Regions from separate parts of the Homo sapiens genome. Here region 2 is linked to region 1. Evidence: chromatin loops called from intact Hi-C (ENCODE). Cell type or tissue: IMR-90. All regions are shown on one strand. Each heading gives the region's core, and the rest is flanking DNA. Links, peaks and the distances in the headings are about the cores only.

Region 1 (8,386 bases), core at 335-8,334:
GACATAGACCCAGGGGCATCATTCTAATAGAGGGCTTCCACTTTTGATATTCTTCTTTGTTGTCTGGTATGATGCTTAATAAGTGGAAGGTTTAAAGGGAAGGTGTGGGGGTGAGTCTATTTATTCCTTGTAATATTTTTCCGCCAATTTGAAATAGACGAATTAGTTCAGACTATGACATTTTGGCTGATGCAACCTTATTTTATTACTTATTTTATTATAGATCAGAGTAAAGGGTTAAGTCATTTAATTCAGGTCAAATTCTAAAAGAAGGATATTACTCAACTCATAAACTATATAGTCTGCATCAAGAGAAATGGCTTTTATCAACAGCAATCAAACTCCCTTATCCAAAATAGTAAAATCTTGAGACTTCCAATTTTAATGTAATATTTTCCATTTTAAATATGGATAATTATTTGTGCTAAGTAGCTAAATATAACCAGAGACATTAATGGACAAATGATAACAACACAAATAATATATTTATAACAGTTAGCATTTTTAAGTACATCATTTACCATATTATAGCCACACTGCAGAGAAATTTATTTTTAATGGATGCTACCTTTGTAGCTCCCCTAATTCTGAAAAGATTTTGTTTAATCTTTTTAGCAACTCTAATTAATTATTATCATCTTCATATACATTTGTTAATTCAACAGATATTCAACAGATATAGCTATTATAGTATAAGAAATTAAAACAAAGTGATGCGAAAGACCAATCTCAGGGGAGTGGAGATCTTTGGTCAGGATATGAAGGGAAGGGCTCTCTTTCTAGATGATGGGTTTCCAGGTACAAAGAGATGTGAAGATGTGAAGATTGTTCCAGGGCAAGCTCCGAGGTGGGCAAAGTGACTGGTGATGGTGGGGAGAGGGACAGGAGGGAGGTTGATGAGGTTAGCAGGGGCTAGGTTATGTAAAGCCATGTGGGTTGCTGTGGGGAATTGAGATGAGAAAACAGAGACATTGAAAGGCATTAAGTCTCGTTTCCAAGGCCACACTGCTAACCGGGAGTGGTGGCAGGTGTCTGTAATCCCAGTTACTTGGGAGGCTGAGGCAGGAGAATTGCTTGAACCCAGGAGGTAGAGGTTGCAGTGAGCCGAGATCGCGCCACTACACTCCAGCCTGGGTGACAAGAGCAGAACTCTATCTCAAAACAAAACAAAACAAACAGAAAAGAACTGAAGCACAGCTAAGCCGGATAAGAATTTATCTCTATCTCTAAGTGTATCTCTCTGTCTTATGTGTATTTCCTGTATCTCAGTTTCTACATCTGTGTATTATCTATCTATCTATCTATCTATCTATCTATCTATCTATCTATCTATCATCTGTCTATCTTTCTATCTCTCTATTATCTATCAGCTACTATGTGCCAGGAATTGTAGGCTGAGGAGATGTGACAATAAACACAATTGCCAGAGTTCCTACTCTCATGGATTTTTAATAAGTGCAATAAAGCAAACTAAAATAGGGAAAAGGGATGTAAAGCAAACTAAAATAGGGAAAAGGGATGTAGAGTAAAAGGGTGCTTTTGTGGATAAGATGCTTTAAACAGAGAATATCTTTGAGTGGAGGCAGGAATCAAGTGTGGAGGCAGACATGCGCTCTGTGTCTGCAGCTAAGATAGCTTTGTAATTAGCATTTTCTAAATACAGGAAAACATGATTGTCTTTATTGGGTAGCGTGAAACATGCCATGACTATCTTGAGGTGTGTGTGTGGGGTGTGTGTGTGTGTGTTGATCAAATCCTTTCCCAGACCAGAAAGAGCAAGAAAAGGTCAGCCTAAGTTGTATAAACAAAGAGGATTTGGAGGCTTCAGGTTAATAAAGTTTTGTGGGGTTTAGAGAGCCATGGAGGCGGTGTTCATAAAAATAGAGAACCCAACCAGACAGAAGTTTGTGTGTGTTTGAGACATGAGTCTTTGGTGTCTACACACCAAAAATCAGTTATACCTGGAGAAATAATTATGACATTTTCAACAGAAAAGTATTTAGGCATGGTTAAGATCTGACCCCCACAAAAGATTGAGGAAAAATTGATGAGTTCAGCAACAGCCAATAAAAAGTCATGGGAAGACTGAATGTTGGAGTTTAGTTACCTTTGGGTCTGAGAAACTGCATTATATTCCCATAAAAGACTGAAGATTAAGCCATATTCCTCTCTCTGTGCATTATATTCCTTCTTTTTTCTTTTTTCCCTAACAGAATTTTAGTTGCTTGAAAAGAATTAACATAGAGCAGAATTTTGAATATGGCTAGGATTAGCTATTGTAGCATAAGGTAAGTGGAAAAGAACCCCTTGTCATGTTGAGTTTTTGGAATGTCTAGACATGAATAAAAATTAAAAGGTATCATTGATTGTTTCTGTTTTAATGAGTATAAAGTGAATTGGGCAATTCACAGGCTAACTCCAACCATTTTGGGCTTCCTGATGACTAGGGCCAAGATATTTCAAAGAGTACTAGGTGATTTATTGGGTCTTATGCAATTATTATTCCAAGAAGAGAGATGTCGTGTCCTTGGCTTATGGGTCTGGAACCTACTCATGCATCTGTCTATCCAGGCTTCTGTCCATGCATCCAAGAGGCTTTTATGGAGCTCTGTGAATGTCACAAAGATGAATCAGGCATGCCCTCTGTTCCCAAAAAGCTCACAGCACAGCCACAGATGAGGAAATAGAGAATTATGTTTTTTAAAGTAGGGTAAGTGTAGGATGGTGGCAAGGGTTAGATGTTTTGGGATTGGGGGTAATGATCCCAAATTGGATTAGAGCACCTGGTAACAGTTTCTCAGAAACGCTGATGATTATGTTCATCCTAGAGAAGAATGTGTGGAGGTTGTGCAGGCACAGAAGGAAGAAAGAGGTTTTCCAGGAAGAGGGAATTGTACAAGCCTGGGCAGAGGCACAAAGGGGTGGAAGAGCAAGATTCACTCAGGGAATTGCAGTAAATTGGCACGACTGGAGTCCAGACTACATGTTTGGTCAGGCAGTGGGGTAGGTATAGAAAAGGAAAGAATGGCCAAGAGTGAGAGACTCAGAGTATTTGGGATAGAGTTATGAGAGGCCTGGGGGACACTATAATGAACTTGGATTTGATGCTAGTAGCTCTGAGGAACCATGTATGTAATTTAAATTGAAGGTGTCTCACTAAGATGATGGAAGTTCCATTGGGCTCCTATGGGGTGAGTAGAATTCTATGGCAATTTTTTGCAATAATTATGGCACAAGAGTGAGGCCAAGAGTAAATGATCTGGAGTGTGAGAAGCCACTTAATTCTTTGTATGTTGGTCCTTAAGGTGTAAGCATCCCTTTCATGGACCTTTTGTAGGTCCAATGAATGACCTCAACATGAAACCTTGCAGATAATTTTGAAAGAAAAGGAAAAAAAACTCTTCAATCATGAAAAGGTCTCCATTATATTTCCAAGCTATGTGAAAATTTTTATTATATATCAATTACTTTGGAAACATGGCCATTGCATGACACTGTTTCTCATTCATGAAGGGAACACTTCTGTTTTGAATCCCCAGCGGTGCCTGGTGTAGTGCCTGAGACAGAGAAGAAGCTTAGTAAATGTTCAAGGTATTGGTTTGCTAATGATCCAAACCAAGCTGTGTTTGGGCCCATTTGAACATTTACCGAACCATGTTGTTAAATATAAGGAATGTCAGTAATAACCACAAAAGTAAGTCAGTAAAGACAATAGAGCAATGTCTTAGTAGTTATCATCTACTGAAGATCTGCTCTTAGCTAGGCATGGTCGCAGGCTCTTTATGCCTCATTTCACTAAATCCTTACCATCCCCACACTGTGTCTGTTTTATTATCCCCCTTTACAGTTGGGAACACTGAGGTTAACTGTGTTTACTCAACAATCTCAGGGTCACACAGATGCAGAGTAGAAAAGCAGGATGTGATCCTAGGACTAAAGGCAGACAAAGTCTATGCCTTTTCTCTCCTATTGCAGTTTCCACATATCAGCAGGTACTTCCTGTGAAAGAGGAAGCACATTTGTTCTCCTGGCTCCAGAGAAGAGAAAGCAGACTGGCAGCTCTCCCATGAGGGAAAGAGGAGAACTTTGACAGGAATTTACGACCACCAGGGAGAACAGAACTAACTTTTCTGTAAGGCTGTGGCCACCTACCCCTGAAGATGAGATGCTGATGTAGAAAATGGACAGCCATCTCTTAGAGGATCTGCAAAATAATTTCTATTCTGGTTAGAAAAATTAAATACATTCACTTTATCTTTATGATCTTGAGATATTCCTTGGATAGTAACAACAGCTCCTGACATCTGGAGACTATTTCATTTTAGACAAAACATTTGCATGGAGAATCTAATATGATCCCATGTGACATTCTTTTTGGGACAAGGTAGCTGTTGCTCAGAGAAGCAGCAGGAATTGTCCAAGGACACACAGGGTGAATGAAAGACTTGGCAGTGGGACCTGGGTCCAATAATTTCAAGACCAGTGCTCCTTCACCTATGCATGTTGTCTACTGGAGTGAAGCAAAAATATGGGTCTATAGGGCAGTATTATGCAGAATGAGTAGTTTCTTTCCATTATTAGCATAAGCCATACTCTGAAGCTATTTCTGAGACAGTCATCCTTTTCTATGTGGGTCAATGTTCCTGCAGCATGGACTTCCTTCTGGGAACAAAGCATCCTTTAGGATCTTCCTTAATCATCCTCATCAGTGTAATATGTTGCTTCCTGTCCAACTGTGCCCCATTTCCATAGGCAATTTATCTGTATCCATAGAGACACCAGAGATCTGCTTCTTACTTCAAATGTTTCATATCTAGGTTATTCTTCCTGACATGTGAGTCCAGGGCACAAGTCTAAAGCTCCCACTTACACAGCCCAGAGGGACTGAGCCCTGCTTTCCACAGTCAGGTCAGGAGCACACTGACTCCTGACTGTGGAAAATTTGTCTGTGTGCTAAGTGTAAACAGATGTCCCCAGCTGCCGGATCCTTTGGCCATATGAAACCAATCACCAACTCTACACAAACATGCATCATCAGGCTAAAATCTGAAGGTGCAATGAACTCACCCTGCTTCCCATAGGACAGTGGGTGAGTAGAGGCTGTGGGGAGTTTGGTCAGAGCAGTCCATCTAAGGGCAAAATTTGTGTGGTTTAATGAGATGAAAGTGGTGAAGCGGGGCCAAAGGAAGTGCAGCTCAGAGTTAGGATAGATACTGGTTCAATATCATCTGGACACTTTCAACCCTGTACACATGGGGGCACTAAGGTTTGGGGGTAGAAGTGACTTCCTCATGATCTCATAGCACTCTAGTGATTCCCTCAGGGTTTAATCACAGATCAGAATGCCCAGGCCAGTACTCATTCCATTATGTAAGGCTGCCTATGACACTGGCTTTCCCTTGAGCTTCTTCATGTGGAGTCCTTGCATCTCTTATGTTTTAAATCCTGGCAGTTTTGGATTGACTTTTCTAAGCCATGTGAACTTTCCTAAAGGATAAAAATGATGATGCCATTGATTGTGGGTTAATATTAGGTTAGCCTAGATGTTCTATGTACTTAATTGCATTAATAGCCCTAACGTACCATGAAGTAGGTCTTCTATTTTAAAGAAGAAGAAGCTGATACTCAGAAATGGAAAGAGGGTTGCCTAAGGACACAGCTTTTAGATGGCACAGCCTGAATTCACATCAAGACAAGTTCCAAAGACATAGTTTAAAGAATCAACGAAGTTATACTGAGGCATCTGATTGACAATATAAGATGGCTGCATGATTAATATTATTTATTCACTTAAAAGAATTTATTGAGCATTTATTATGTGTCTGGCAGTATATGTGGTTTCAAAGTTGAGCATGACATTATTCTATTAAGAAAACAGTGTAGTGGTGGAGTTGGAAATACAAACAAACCCCTCATTTATGTTGAAGCAATTGTTAAATGGATGATTGATCAGGTATAATTGGAATAGAGTAAAAGGAGTGCATCAGTTTGTCTAAAGGGTAAGAGATGGTTTGTCAGAAGAGGTGACACTTTTCTATCAAATAGGTGAGGATGGAATTCAAAGCAGAAGTTGACAGTCTGTTTAGAGAAGTGAAAACAGAACAAATTATGGAATTGTGGAATACTTAGGGAAATACAGGTCATTAGGTATTGTTAATTTGTTAAAATATAAGCAGGGAAGCTAAAAAGATGATATTAAATATACAGGTTACAAGGACCTTATAGGTTTTACTAAGGGAGTTAGAATTGTTCTCTGAGGGCAATTGGAAACCATGGATTGGTTTTAAACAAAAAACGCATGATGGACGTATTGTTTAGGATTGGATTTGATTGTTAGTAATGTGAAACTCTAAATTAATACTGGCCTAAAAACAGTAGGAGTTTGTTTTTCATCTAAAAGTCTGGCGTTACATAGTCGAGGATTAATATGATGGCTGTTTAGGAATTCAATATTTTTTCAACCATCCCCGTATGTGACCTTCAGACTCACATTCTAAACCTATAATCAGGGCAACAAGGTGGAAACAATGGTAAATAAGAAGAGAGTTACACAGAGGTACCAGTGTTCTTTTAAGGAAGGTCCTCAGAAGCTTGCACAAGACACTTCTGCTTTTATCTTATACATCAGAACTTAGTTACATGTCTACACTCAGCTGCATTAAAGGTTGGGAAATACAGTCTTTGCTCTGGATGGTCAAGAGCCCATATAAAAAATCAGGCTTTGTGGTTTTCTGCTAGAACTGAAGGATGGATATTGAGGCAAGTTATCAGTAAGTATTTTCATATTAAAGAGATCACTTTAATAACTCTGTGGAAGATGGACAAAGATATAGGGAAGACACTGAAGATATGAGACTGAGGCTGGTGATAACCATGAGGCTGGGGAATGCTTTCCCTTTCAAATGACCTAGGCTTTGCCCAATTAAGGAAATTACTGTCTTAGAGTTACTTCTTTTCTATTGAGTCAGAGGTAGATATATGTCTCCTTCAGCAAATGAGTCATACCCAAGGTTGGGTAAACTTGTTTAGATATGCAGAGTGAACCACGATATGAACCTGGTTTGGACTGTATCCTTCACAGACTTAAAACTCTGCTCATCATTCTTGTGTCCTCAAATAGCCAGATCAGATTTTTTATTCTGATTTTCTATAGAGCTAAGATAGGTAAGAGGAAGTTTCTATCCATTTCATTCTGGTTAGCTGAGTTAACATGTTTTGTCTGTTAAATATTCATGGAATTAGGATAAGAACATGAGTTTTAGAACCAAGAAAAATGGGAATGAAAAACTCAGCTCTGGTACTAATCCCAGGTTGTCTGGTTTGTGAGTTAGTCCTGATCATCACCACACCATATGGCATCCTCTGGCTCTTGGTTTACTTTTCCCTCTTCCTTAAGCTGTTCATTTTCAAGTAACATGGGGAAAGTCACACCAGTCTTACTGAGTATCCCTAAAAAATGGAGGCAGAAGAATGGACTTGATGATAGAAAAATTTATTCTTGGGCACTAAGCGTGCTCAGCTGGCTATGTCTACCTCCATACCTCCCCTTTAATATTTTTCTCCTGGCCCAACAAGTATGTCCAGGGCCCTATAAAGGAAATAATCCAGCATATGTCTAATGTTGGCTCACCCAGTCCTCATCAGCTTTGAGCCATCTCACTTTGCTTCTAATATTCCTAAAGCCCCTCTTCTTCAGAGTCCCTACTCCTCTATTTTACTCAGTTTCTCTTGATTCTATATCATGGCTTCATTCTTCTCTACAGTGTTTCTAGGAATACGAAAGAGTAGGGATGTTGTCTGAAAACTCCAAGGTTGAGATATAACATACTGTTTAATAACAGAGATGCTGAAATCAAACTGGTATGAATTTACATCTTTCCCTTACTACTATTAATTCTGGACCTTAAGTAAGTTGTGTACCTTTTTCAAGTTTCCTCATCTGTAAGAAGGAGGACAATAATAATTCCTATCTTGTATGTTATTGTCAGAATTTAATGAGTTAACAAATATATGTAATATATATGTTTTATATATATATACACATTTTGGTTTAGTGTTTGGCATATAGTTAAGTACAAAATAAATATTAGCTATTGATATTAATTTTGGGGTTGGAGGTCAAGAAATAAGGCTGGAAAGTTGGGAGGCTCCATTGTGAAGAGTGACTTAATGATTAAGAAGCTGGATTTTGGGCAAGAAAAAAGAGGGGCTTTGGACAGGAGAGTGCATTCATTTTCTATTGCTGCCGCACAACATGAAACTTAGTGGTCTGAAACAACACAGACTCACAGTTCTGGAGATCAGATGTGTAACATGGTAGGCAGATTGCATTCCTCTGGTTTTGGGGAAGCCGTACCTTTCTCAGCTTCTAGAGGTTCTCCATATT
Region 2 (8,386 bases), core at 223-8,222, 57 kb before region 1:
TACTGAGGAAAGGTAATAGAGGCTGGCAAGGTTCCTACTTTTACATCTATCTGTAATATCCACTCATTCTTAGCATCTTGCACATCCACAGGGCCGTACAGGAGTCTTCTTGCCTTGTATTATTGAATCTTGGGATAGGGGTAGGAACAGACAGAGGTATTAGCAGAGATCCAACAGGATGTAAAACATACATGTTGATGCAGGGGTTAACTTTATGTATAATAAATAGATTTTTACCATGCATACCAAACTGAATATTCCTTCCTCCTTTTTCTCTCAGACCTCTTTCTATGTGTGGCTCATTCTTTTACTCTACAACATAATGTTCAGTTGATTCTGGACTTTTTCTGTGACAAACAATGCTGTAATAAACATCCTCCTTGTGCATTCATCTGGGTGCACTTCTGAGAATTTATCTGAAGGATAAATTCCTAGAAGTAGACTGTCTGTAACATAGGGTCTATGCACTTTCAATTTCCATAGATTCTGCCAAATGGTTTTCTTAAGAGGTTATACCAATTTACACTCTCAGCTATGGTATATGGTAACCCCTGCTTTCCCACAACCTGCCAACACTGGGTATTTACAAACATAAATAAATGGAGGGTTTGAATAATTGTAGTTTTGAATTAGACTTGGGGCGTCCCTCTCATCTGCCCCAACTTGTGTCTCCCCAAAGCAACCTAACTAGGGGATGGCTAATGCCATAGACTCTGAGGCTTACTCAGAGCAGAGGCTGAATGCTCCTGCTTCAGTGGGAACAGGGGGTGTTTCTTCAGTCTGTGCCCTACTTGGCATCTGTCCCTGACAGACCCAGCCAGTGTGGGGAGCCAGCCTCTCTAACCATAAGAAAGAATGGATTGGAAACAAATTGATCTTTTCACAGCTGGCTGTTCCCCTCTTTCCCCTCAACTTGGACTCAGCTCAGAACAAGGTTGCCGATGTTCTGCTGCAACAAAGATGGCATTATTGAGGACTGCCTCTTTGGGGGGAAATGTCCTTCTCCAAGAATCGCCTCTGTAGTTTCAACTATGACAAGCCTGGAGACCGAGCATAGCTGTGCATCTCCAAGGGTCTCCAAAGCGACACCCAACTCTATCCGTCCTGTTGATGACCATGTACTCTTCTATTGGTGTCCACAACTTTATTTAAATGATGTCAGATGACTCAATTCAACAGAATCTAACCCTTTATTCATCCTCCCTGGAGACCTGTGGTCAGTGGGCAGGAGAGTTTGGGATTCAAAAAGAGGAGAACTGTGTGAACACAGGGAAAAAGGATCTAGTGTTTATTTCTAGCAACACCATTACTATTGCTGTCCATCCTATTATTCTGCATTCTTTTGCTTCATAGCATTTTTTTAACTGAAAGAAATGGCTCCACGAAGGCAGAAATATTGTTTAGTTTAAAACTGCATCATCAGTTCCTAGAATACCTCCTTATACATTGGAGGTGCTTGATACCTATTTATTGAATGGATGAATGAATTTCATGAGCACCTGTGTTGGACAATTTAATGTACATGATGATATTTAATATTTTAACTCTGTGGGGTATATATATTATCTTTATTTATAGCTAACGAAATTGGGTCTCAGAGATTAAGTAATGCTTCCAGAACCACACAACTGGTAATTGGTAAAACTGAGATTTCATTTAGACCTGACTGATCCCAAACCTATCTTTTAGAACACTGGGATTCCAGTTTATCTAAGCTTAAGCTCAAAAGTATTAAAATATTTTGCAATCAATGAGGGAAGTTGTCATCAAGGACATTTCCAGGTGAGCATGGTGTGTTCAACAGGAAGAGAAACTCCTCCATACTCCCACCAAAGTGAGCAAGTACCAAAATGTTAAGTGTTAATTAAATCTTATTCATCTGGGGACAAGCAGTAGGGTGAATTTATATGCATGTAGCACCGATTTTGAGCTAAGTAACAAGGGGATTCTGAAAGACCCTTATGCGGACAATGAGTGAATGTAGGCAAGGGCACTAATATTTAACAAAGTTATGCTGTGTGCTAGGAACCATGCTTTAAATTTATGATTCCACTTAATCATTATAATAATTTCCTTTCTTTCCTCTTTTATTGTCTTGCCCTTCCCTTCCCTTCCCCCTTCTCTCCCCTTCCCTTCCTCTTTCCCTCCCCTTTCATTCCCTTTGTCCTTCCCTTCCCCCTTCCCTTCTCTTCCCTTCCTGTCCCCCTTCTCTTCTCTTCTCTTCCCTCTTTCTCCTTCTCACCCTCCCCTCCCCTCCCCTCCCTTTCCCTCTCCTTCCCTCCCTTTCCCTCCCTTTCCCTTCCCTCCCCTCCCCTCCCCTTCCCTTTTCTACCCTTCCCCTCTCTTCTCTTCCCTTCCCTTCCCTTCCTCTCCCTTCCCCCTTCCCTTCCCTTCCCTTCCACCTTCTCCTCTCTCCTCTCCTCTCCTCCCCTCCCCTTCCCTTCTCCCCTTCCCTTCCCTTCTCCCCTCCACTCCCCTCCCCTTCTCCTTTCCCTTCCCTTTTCCCCTCCCTTCTCCCCTCCCCTCCCCTTCTCCTTTTCCTCCCCTTCCCTCCCCTTCTCTTCCCTTCCCTTTCCTCTACCCCCTTCCCCCTTTCCCTTCACTTACCCTTATTTCTTTTCTTTCTTTTTCTTTGTTTCTCCCTCCCTCTCTCCTCTTTTTTCTTTTCTCCTTTCTTTCCTTCCTTTCTCCTTTTTTTCCCTTCTTTCTTTTTAAATTCCCAGACAAGAATTTTGAAGTTCAGCTAAGGTAAGCCACGCATAGTGACGGAACCAGCATTCAGATTTACATCTCTTGCTACCCATCATGTCACATAGTGTTAGGCAGAGACTGGGGTCTCAGTTGCCTAAGTAAAGTCATAGGCATGAAGGGTGCTGCAGGAATGACTGAGTGGCAGGCTCCTGACAGCCTGGTTGATAGACCCCAAGGACTACTTGGGTTTTGGCGCCATGCCTAGTATGACTTTATCCTTTAACTGTTTCTCTTGTCAGTCAGCCCCCTGAGGGAGCCCTGTCTCCTCCTTGAAACTGTACTATAATGAGAGGTCTCCACAAGGGTTCCAGAAAGCCACACAGTGTGCTGTGGTTTTCCCGAGAACTGGCTCCAAGGTAGTGCTCTGAGATCAGTCCTTCCAGCTCCCATCTCAAAGATCTTCAAACTCCAGGCTCTCAAGGGTTTTGAGCTGCCAGTTATGATGAAATATTAGCACAGAAGAAAATAATTTTTTTTTCTATTCTGTGTTTCTTACCAGGACACCATGGTTTCAGAATGATTTATATACTTTGAATATTTTCAAAAAATTTCTTTCAATGTTGTTCCTTCTTTAGGTATTTCTCTTATCACTTGGGCTCAGCTTGATGCTTCTCTGGAATTTTTCTTTTTTTTTTCCTCCCATTTATAAAATACCAAACATGTGTCCCCAGTCTGGATCCATGTAACTGAAAATCATGGGGAAATTCTTTATGTAAAAAGCCCTATAGATTGTTTCGGACAAAATCAACCCCAAAGAGTTTGTCCCCACAATATTTGTGAATAAAATCATCCCTCTGAAATAAAAACACCACCTTAAATAAAGGAGTTCCTCTCAAGCATTTTACTCTATATTTATTGTTTGTTCATTCATGCCATCATTTGAAAAATACTAATTAAGTATTTACCCTGTGTTGGTAATTGTGCTGGGCACAAAGAACATAATAGTAAATCACATAAAATTCCATCCTCAAGGATCCCATGTTCTATCATACTAGAGAACTGAGTACAGCTGCTCCTCGACTTATGGTGGGATTACATCCCAATAAACCCATCATAAGTTAAACCTATCATAAGTCAAAAATGCATTTAATACACCTAACCCACTGAACATCACAGCACAGACAATGTCAGGCACTTTATTACATGTAGTAAAGTTGACATGACTCTTAATCCTACTAACAACCCTAGGAGATAGATTCTGTTATTATTACCATTTCATGATTTAGGAAGCTGAGAATCAGAGAGGTTAGTGGCTGGGGTTGAAATTCAAGTAGTACAGTGTAAGAGCCTTTGCTTCTCCTAGAGGCTCTGTAAAGGTCTGTTGAATAACTGAGTAGACGATAGATTGATTGCAATATAGTTCCTCTGTTGCCTTTTTGAAGTGTTAGTTTAGTAAGCAACCACAGAGAAATTATTATCTACTAGAGATGGGAATAGGAACGGTTTCCTAAATCAGGGTTGGCCAATAGTCTTTAGTTCAAACTAAAAGCCATCACTTCTGCAACATTATGTGTCAAGCATGAGCTATATGACATGAAAGATAAAGTGATGTAGCAAATGTATTCATAATTCAGCAATATGAGATTATGAGAAGGAGCATATTCCTGTGCACTCACTCTGAGGTCAAAGGAGACACCCATTTTCCTCTTGAGGGAAATAGTGAGAGGTGTTTACCTGAAGGCCCCTGGTTTGTGCTCCCCCATAGCTGGGGAGAGGGAGCTGCTGCCGCCCTTTCCAGTAGGAGTTGTATATTCTATAATGTCCTTATCACAATTCCTTTAAGGGCCTCCAGCACTTTGGAAGCATAGAAAAAAGAAACAACATTCCTGCATCGCGGGGCCATTGATGAATAAGAATGTTTATAAGAAGGCAAGCATCTTTGCACTCTATACATTTCCAAATCTTTTAGAAACATATCTAAGAACTTCTTAGTTCCCCTCCATGGTTACTGGATCTACAAACTTGGAATTTCCCCATTGGCCCTCTGATTGTATTTGGAGTCTGTTCTTCATCTTGTGGATCCTCTGGGCTCTGTCTTGAACTGTTGGAACATTTTGCTCCCACAGCTGTTGGAAGTGACCCATTAAGGTAGCCAGAGTCAGTCACTCAGCATCTTAATGGCAAGACCAAAAGGGGTGAAAGAAATAGAAGTCACGGTTAGTAAGCGACTGACCTCATTCTGCAGGAATTCTTTCTGGAAAGAGAGCAGTAGAATGTTGTGACAGGCAGTAAGTCATCTGTAAGAATGTTTACCGTGGAATTCTAGCAAAAGAAATGGCTCAAGAAACTTCCTGGGTAACACAAATAGAGTCTGCTCAGAGGCCCCAAAAGAGAGTGACTGGAAAACTTTAGCCTTGTGAGGGAGGCTGTCTACTCCAGTGTTGGAGTCAGCTGGAGGTGCAGCAGCGCTTGAGCTATCCAAACTGCTAGGATGTTGTTAATAAAAGAACCTTCTCGTTCTCGAGTCAACATGGCTAAAACAGCCAGCCATGAGATGTATGGGAAAGAAGTGCAGAGCAAGTTGTTATTTATTGAATGTGTAGTTAGGAATTACTATTTCCATTTCATGGAGGCTTAAGTAGATTGAGAAATTTGTCTGAGTTCACAAAGTTTGTTAAGTTTCAGACTCTGGGTTTAGACCCATGTGTTTCTGACTCCAAATCCTGCATGGTTGGCTTTTGTGAGAGCAAGGTTACACACTGTACACATTTTTTTTCCTCCATTGCACCATTCACTGTCCTAGGTATATAGAATCCTGGAACACAGGATTGGAAGGACCTTTAGGCATCCCATGGTCTAATCTTCTCATGGTACAGATGAGAATGGGCTCAGAGAAGGGAAGGGCCTTGCTCAGACTCACACAAAGGCTAGGGCCAGAATAGATGGTGCCTGACTCTCAGTTCAGGATGCTTATTCTGACAAGGCCCGTCACTTCACATGGATATTTAATGTATTTTGCTAGTTGGTTAAAAATAATGTAATGTATGGCAGAACCATCTCTCTTTCTTCAAGGTAAGCCATTGCTAAGTCTCGAGTCCTTTTTTGTCCCACAGCTCCTTTTTTCATTGATTATTATCATTTGGTCTATAAAGCCTTTCACCTTCATTTCAGTGAACAATACTGCTGTGGGAGACACTGGAGATGCAAAGATAAATCAGTCCTGGTTCATGAGCTTCAGGAACTTAGGAGCAGTTTGGAGAGTCAGATATGAGAACAGCTTGTTTTCATACATTATTACACAATCATATGTAATATATAGCTGGGGGGATATAGAAGTGAATATGAGAAGACCTACCCCAACCTGGGAAATTAGAGGAGTCTTCCTGTCTTCCTGGAGGATTAATTGATTAAAGTGACTCATTATTTCATTCCTACAACAAATATTTAGCAGACACCTCTTCTGTGTCAGATACTCTTCCAGTTATTAAGGGATGCAGCACTAAGAAAGCAAAAATATTCCTCACCTTCATGGGAGAAATGCAACAAGTGTAACTAAACAAAATATTACTCAAGTTTGCAGCAGTGACAGGCCCATAACAAGGCAAAGGTCTACAGACTAATATTGGGTTGAAGATTTATTTTTACAAGGGTGGCCAGGGAAGGCCTCTTCAAGGGGAAGTCTTTTGATCAAAGAACTAAAGCAAGTGACAGGGAAGAACCTTGCAAATATCTGCTTCCCAGGCAGAGTAAAAACCAGGACCAATGTCTTAAGTCAGGAACCAGCTTGATGTATTTGAAAAAGAGCAAAAGCCAGGCGTCTGTAGTCCCAGCTACTTGGGAGGCTGTGGCAGAATGGTGTGAACCCCGGAGGCAGAGCTTGCAGTGAGCCGAGATAGCGCCACTGCACTCCAGTCCAGCCTGGGTGACAGAGCGAGACTCCATCAAAAAAAGAAAGAAACAAAGAAAGAAAGAAAGAAAAAAAGAAACAAAGAAAGAAAAAGAGCAAAAGCCAGTAGGGATGGAGGAGAGTTATTGAGGTTACTGCAGGAGGAGATGGAGATACAGACATAGACAATGACCAGATTGCAGATGTTGTGCAAGTCACAGGTGAGTAGGTCTTGTCAATAATTTCCCTCCTGGTCAGCATTGCTGGCAATACTATGGCATCATGCATAGAGAAAGAAAAAGCTAATAGCAAATGAATCACTCTGATCATGCATCTTGAGATGTTGCCATGGATTACAATTAATGCGTTCCTATCCACAAGGCCAGATTCCCTCAAAGCATCTTTTTGGGAAATGCAGCGAGCTCTCCTGGCCCCAGCACTCCCACCCACCCCATCACACACCCTACATTCATCATCTCTTTCTCTGTTTCTTTGTCATGTTGCTAACATCCCTTGATGGAGATGGTGCAACTCCAAGTAAAACTGTCTCCATAAATATTTAGACTGAATAGAAAATGTGCCAAAGATGCAAATAATCTGTCCAGAGGGAGAAGAGACCTTTCTCTTTGTTGTTTTCTTCAGGCTTGTAATTTAATTCGTGGATACATGTCTTTGAATAATACATAACTATCAATTTACCTAAAAGAGTCCCATAGAAACCTTAGCCTCTTCATCCTTCTGCCATGCCCCTCATGGCATTTTCTTCTTACGCTGGAGTATACATTTCTCTGCTTTTCTTTTATCCCTTTCTTTCTTCTTTATTCCCATGTTTTTGATCACATACTGTGTGTCAGCCTCTGTTAAGCTCATCTGTGCAGAGTCTATACTCACTGCCTGTCCTCCTCTCATAGTCACTTGTCAATTCATTTTCATTAGCCTTCTCCCTCCACCCTCCTTTCCTGAGTCTGTTCCCACTGAGGTCAACCCAGTGTTCATATTACTGAACCCAGTGGCCATCTTTCTGTTTCTTCTTTTACCAGACCTCTTCACTGAACTAGATAATGTTAATTAGTCCTGGCTGGAGCGCAAGTCTCCTTTGACATCTATTTGCACTGTTCCTCTGCTTGAACCACTCTGTCTATTCCTTCTCTGTCCCTTAAATTTTTGGCTTCTTGTGGGTTGGGTTTTTGGTATTCTTCTTTGTCTAGCACCACCCTTGCTTGCCATCGTGCCCTCATTCAGGCCTGGGCTTTGACTTGAATAGCTTCTGAATCTCTATGCTCTGCCTGTATTGGATAGCTGGCAGGCTATGGGCATGGGCTGCTAGGTCCCAGACAACTCACACTCTCATCTGATAAGTGGGTTTTAATGTGACCCTTGTTGTACCTCCTTATTTCTATTTCAGTCTCACTTACTGCTTCCTCTTTATCTGTTTTCAAGTCTTCCTACTAGATATTTCCTTAAGAAGGCAGAGAAACCGTGCTCTCTTAGTAATTGCACAATTGAAATTATTCCTCTTGAATATTTGATGATGACATATTTTGACTTGATATAGCTTTTTCAATCTTACAGGAATTCTAAAGCTGGAGGAATGTTTAAACTCCTTCCAGCTGCCAGTTTCACGTAAAGAACTCTTTTCTAAACCTGGGGATATGAGGGACTCTTACATTCTCCTTTAATCAAATCAATTTAGGCTGAAAAGAAGGCCAAGTTGACAGCCAGCATTTCACTGCTGGCTGTGTATCCATATACGTATGTATGGATGCTTAGAAAAGTGGAATGCTAGTGATATATATATATATGCATATA

The links. A loop is a pair of places that touch in the nucleus more often than their neighbours do. Peaks named below come from ENCODE experiments on the same cell type or tissue, not always from the same donor. Only the 100,000 strongest peaks of a DNase experiment are listed, where the experiment ranks them.
Region 2: a loop joins it to region 1, with 2.3 times the contacts of the local background. A loop is called at or near these places in 7 of 110 quality-filtered maps.

What each region holds. Positions count from the first base shown.
Region 1 is chr9:115,198,369-115,206,754 of GRCh38, forward strand. The region is part of intron 1 of DELEC1 (deleted in esophageal cancer 1); the gene reads left to right. Among named protein-coding and RNA genes, the nearest start is that of DELEC1, 61 kb to the left of the region's middle. In IMR-90, for the core only: a CTCF peak has its summit at 5,261 (motif pointing right); DNase peaks (open chromatin) are centred at 5,043 and 7,003; H3K27ac peaks cover 3,211 bases.
Region 2 is chr9:115,141,857-115,150,242 of GRCh38, forward strand. DELEC1 (deleted in esophageal cancer 1) reads left to right here. Exons shown (of 8, transcript NR_163556.2): 1 at 1-12. Among named protein-coding and RNA genes, the nearest start is that of DELEC1, 4.2 kb to the left of the region's middle. In IMR-90, for the core only: no CTCF peak of the experiment used is centred there; a DNase peak (open chromatin) is centred at 4,955; H3K27ac peaks cover 2,394 bases.